Regions from separate parts of the Homo sapiens genome. Here region 2 is linked to region 1. Evidence: chromatin loops called from intact Hi-C (ENCODE). Cell type or tissue: B cell. All regions are shown on one strand.

Evidence for each region. Hi-C counts contacts between places; a loop is a spot of excess contacts. Peaks named below come from ENCODE experiments on the same cell type or tissue, not always from the same donor. Only the 100,000 strongest peaks of a DNase experiment are listed, where the experiment ranks them.
Region 2: it touches region 1 in a loop (7-fold over the local background); 3 of 110 quality-filtered maps call a loop at or near these places.

Annotation. Positions count from the first base shown.
Region 1 is chr1:209,746,813-209,749,312 of GRCh38, forward strand. No RefSeq gene overlaps it. Among named protein-coding and RNA genes, the nearest start is that of HSD11B1-AS1, 5.5 kb to the left of the region's middle. RefSeq lists an enhancer at 1,321-1,410. In B cell, CTCF peaks have their summits at 999 (motif pointing left) and 1,200; a DNase peak (open chromatin) is centred at 1,149; H3K4me3 peaks cover 543 bases; H3K27ac peaks cover 782 bases.
Region 2 is chr1:210,327,926-210,330,425 of GRCh38, forward strand. It overlaps HHAT (hedgehog acyltransferase), which reads left to right and starts at 977. Exons shown (of 12, transcript NM_018194.6): 1 at 977-1,179. RefSeq lists enhancers at 150-319, 1,194-1,553 and a silencer at 784-1,033. In B cell, no CTCF peak of the experiment used is centred here; a DNase peak (open chromatin) is centred at 1,056; H3K4me3 peaks cover 1,674 bases; H3K27ac peaks cover 1,545 bases.

The DNA of each region.
Region 1 (2,500 bases):
CTTGCACTTGCTGTTTTTTAAGTGCCCTTAACTCAAATAGTCAATATGCCAGAATGGCATATCTTTAACTCCTGAAACATCACGAGGACTATAGTTAATAGTATTGCATCATATACTGGAAATAACAGAGTAGATTTTACGTACTTTTACCACAATAAAAAAAAAAGGTGACTATGTGAGATGATGAATATGTTAACTTGCTTGACTGTAGCCATTATTTCACTATGTAAATGTACAGTCATGCATGGCTTAACAACGGGGATAAGACCGGAGAAATGCATCACAGTTGACTCCATCATTGTTCCAACATCATAGAGTGTATTTACACATACCTAGCTGATAGAACCTACCACACACCTAGGCTGCATGGTATACCTTCCGCTCCTCGGCTACAAACCTGTGCAACATGTTACCATACTGAATACTGCAGGCAATTGTAACACAATGGCAAATATTTGTGTATCTAAACATATCTAAGCATAGAAAATGTAGAGTAAAAATACAATATTATAATCTTATAGGACCACTATCGTATATACGGTCCATCATTGACCAAAACATCATTATGCTATGCATGACTGCATATCAAAAAATCAATTTTTAAAAGATGGAAAAGTACCAGATGAGCACTGGCTGATTTGGGGAGGCTTTCTGGGAAGGATGATAGGAAACAGCAACCCTAGGGGAGGACACATTGGTACACCGCATAACCTGGAATCAGAGGGTGGAAACTGGGGACTGGCCCAAAAGACCCTTAACAATGAGGGGCTGAGGCCCAAGGGACACAATGACAGAGCGTTCGAGCATCTCTCTGCTGAGCGACTCGCTGCCCCGGGACCGCTGGGGTGGTGTGCGTCAGGGGCTCCCTCACACCGTCCTTGAACAGTACCGTGGACCACAAAAGAGCAAGGCTGTCCTAAGGAAAGACTTTGCCTCTTCGCCGGCCTCCCTTTGGGCCGTCAGGGTGGCAGCGCCACCCCGTGGCTGAATGTGGTGGTGTACCACGCTTCACGCAATCTCCTTGCCCAGTGCGTATCAGGTTCTACCCCAGGGCGGCCACCACCTGCACACCAGCGTGCCTACCAGTGAGTCATCGCTTAGGGCCCTGAACTGACCTAGAGGCGGGGCTGGACTCCGGCGTCCGGTAACTCCGCCCGGCTGCTGGGGCCTACGTTTGGCATTGAGCCGTGGGGAACTAGACCTGTTCAATAGCGACAGCTAGTGGTCACCCTCAAAAACAAGGTGCTCTGAACCTCGCGGGGAAAGCGCTGTCAAGATATGGGAAAATCAGGACAGATGATTGGCCTTGAGTGGAAGCTGGCACATTTTCGAAGCCACTCTTGGGTAAAATGGTCTGTCGAAAACCCAAACGCTTTAAAGTGATGTACAACGACCTTGGCTGCCTCTCCAGCCACATCTCGGGCCACCTGCCTTGCTTTTGATTCCCCAAGGACAAAGAACTGCCAGTCCTCTGAAGCACCCTGATGATCCCACTGTGTGTTGGCCATGCCATCTCCTCTGCCCTGAGCGCTCTTCACTCTCCCCATTGCATGGTTAACTCCTGGGCCTCCTTTAAGGTTAGGCCCAACCATTACCTCCTCCAGGAAAACTTCCTTCCCTTCCACCCGGTCCACCTCTCAAGGCTGGGGCAAGTGAGCTCCCACCTCTATCCCATGCCTCTACAGTTTTCTGTATTTGTTTATCACTTGAGTTTATCACACTTTTTAAATTTACCTGAAAATTGCCTTGTGTGTCTGTAACTAAGAGAAGATACTGACTATATTGTACTCATTGTTGCATCTCTAGTACTGAGTGCAATTTTAGGCATTTAGAAGGTATTTAATGTTTAAGAAATAAAGAACTCATAGACCCTCATACTGGGAAAGGCTTTAGAAGAAACGGAGACCCACAGGGGCAAAACAGCCTTGCATTTCAACAGAGAGGCGGAGACGGATCTAAAAGTCAGCTCACTGGATTCCAGTCATTGCCTGTTGCCCTACACCACGCTGTTTTTGCCCCCTGCTGACACCCAATGCACTGAGCTCTCAAGCTGGTGAGAGAGCCTTCCAGCTCTACTGACCCTGCCATCTCCACCATGCCCTAAAGCCCAGCTTGATTCCCTCCCACCCACTTCCTGGAAATCTTTGCTCTCAGAACTAACCTACTTCTTCACTAAACTTCTCCAGCAAACCCACTCCAAGGTTTTATCCTAAAGAAAGTATTTTAAAAGAAGAAAAACAAATAAATGCATGCATGAAGATACCCATTGGCAGCATTATCTGTAAAAGCTAAAAATTAGAAATGACAAAAATCTCCATATAATTAAATAAAATTAAATTCCTCTATATAATTTCCACATGAATAAAATTCCTAATTATATCATGCAAACTAAAACGAGTTTCACTGCAACATTGGAATATTTTTATTTTTACTTTATTGTGTTACCAAACACTTCCATAGTATTTACTATATTTAGGAACTATTCTACTGAATATTAACT
Region 2 (2,500 bases), 580 kb after region 1:
TGGGTTGGGGGGAAGCAGAAAGAAAAGATAGCTCCAGCTCTTGGAGAGTTCATACTCTGGTTTCCTGGAGAATTCTAAAATCATTAAAATAATCCTCTCGACCATTACAATGACTGCTAGATGAAATTTCTGAGAGCACAGCTTCCGAGTTTCCCTGCTGCCTAGGGCAGAGTTATCCACCTTCACCTTATCATAGAACCACCTGAGACGCCCCTGCCATGGACAGTCTGATGCTTTTGGTTTGGGGAGGGATCCAGAAGCCCGAGGTTTTAATGAGAGCCACGTGATTCTGCTGAGATAAGTCTGGAGAACTCTGGCAAGCCTGTCTCTTGGCTCAGGCTTGGAGGCCTCCGAGCAGCAACATCGTCCCAATTATACCCCGTTGGAGCATCTTCAGATCTTCCACTCTTTTCACAACGCAATCAAAATCTTCGTACCCATTTTGCAGTAGTGATCTCTGTAAGTTGCTTTACAATTCATAAAGTTTATTCTATTTGATCTTCACTCTAATTTACAAAGAAAAGCAGGGAAGTCTATTTCTGTTTTACAGAGGTGTACAGGGAGGCTCACAGGGGCTAAGTTCACACAGTAAGCCCTCGAAGCTGCCAGGGCTGCAAAGCCCACCCTCTTTCCACCGCACCGAACTACCTCCTTTCGCCTACAAAACGTAGGTGGGGACCACTGGTGTTGGAATGACGGCCCACCTCGAGTTTCAGGTGACTTCCACTCTGCAATTAACTTGCAGGCAGCCCCAGACCTGCAATGAACACACGGGTGGGGGAGAGATATGCACGCCAGGGTCAGTGGGAACCAACAGCCGAGGGGTGAGCGGGGCTAGGGGCCCCGGGCCGCCGGCGGGGCAAACGCGGTTCAGAAACGCAGGCCGCGCTCTGGCCCGCCCCCTGCAGCAGCACGGCCTGCTCGCCATCGCCCGGAGAGCGCCGCGGGTTCCCGAGTCCGGGCGCGGAGGGCGCGCGGGCACGGCGGCAGGGGCGTGCTCGGAGGACGCGCGCTGCGCTGCTCCTCCAAAGGGCAGCTCCGGGGGAAAGAGGGTGGCGTCCCGGGGAAGCCCGCAGCCGCCGCCGATGTCGCTGGGACTCGGAAGTGCCGAAAGAGGGGTGTTGGGAACTCGCGGCGCGCGTGAACGTTGCCGTCGCCGCCGCCCGGGACAGCCCGGAGGTTGGTAACTGGTGACCATAGGGGGTCCTGGGGAGGTTAGATGCTGAATTTTCTGCGTCAGTTTACTCTGTTAAAAAAAAAATGCACAAAACGCTTTCCGTTTCCTACCCAAGTTCCCGTGTGCGCGCCCGAGGGCGGGACAGAGGAAGTTCCCGGTCGGGCGAAGAAGACAAAAGCGGCGGGGGCCGCGCGCGCAGTGCGCCCGGGCAAAGGCGGGGATCTAGGCGCCGGGACAAGTCCGCGCACGGCCCTGCCCACGTCCTCTCTCCTTGGCTTCGTCCCCAGCTTCCGGAACTGCTGCGGGGAGTTGCGAACTCTGGTCCTCTTGGCAGTATCGGCGGTGCGCCTGCCTGCCTGCTGTGACTCCAGGGACTCTAAAGTTAGAGACTTCCTTTGCGTTCTATCTTCAGGACTCAGTTTTCTTCCTCTGTTCTGAGTCTAACCTTCAGGTGGCAGGTCTTTATGCGGAAAAACCCTCCCGCTAATCCTCACCAGAGGTACTTTACGGGTAGCATTGGTGTTAAGAAATGTGCTGCTACCTGTGTACATTGCTCTTGGATCAGGGTTGTAGGGCTAGGGCATTTGGCATCCTCAGAGGTTTGCATTACGTGGGAGTGAGACATTGCTTCTCTTTCTGTTTTTGTTGTTGTTTGTGTTTTTGAGGCGGAGTTTCGCTCTGGTCGCCCAGGCTGGAGTGCAATGGCACAATCTCAGCTCACTGCAACCTCAGCATCCCGGTTTCAAGCGATTCTCCAGCCTTGCCTCCTGAGTAGCTGGGATTACAGGCATGCGCCACCACGCCCACCTAATTTTGTATTTTTAGTAGAGACGAGGGTCTCACCGTGTTGGCCAGGCTGGTCTCGAATTCCTGACCTCGGGTGATCTGCCCACCTCGACCTCCCAAAGTGCTGGGATTACAGGCGTGAGCCACCGTGCCTGGCATCTCATTCATTCTCAGAGCTAAGGACCTATTTCAATGTGATTAAGTGCTATGGGAATGCAAGGAGAGGAGAGGGAAGGCTTCATTGAAGAGGCGGTAGTTCATTGAAGGAGACTTTGAGGAATGATTTTTTTCCCCTTCCATTCCTCATGTTCCATTTTCCCTGTGATTTTTCTCCCTCCTTTCTCGTTGCCAGTCAGTCCCTAATTGTGATTGTTTGATAAGGACAGCTCTGACCTGAGAGATTCAATTAATGTTAATTTAAGGAGACTGTGTGCTTATTAGGTGCTTTAGATACATTATTTCTAAACCTTACAGTAACTGGGAAAGATAAGTGTTGTTATCTCTTTTCACAGTAGGATAGAGAAAGCCTTGGAGGGG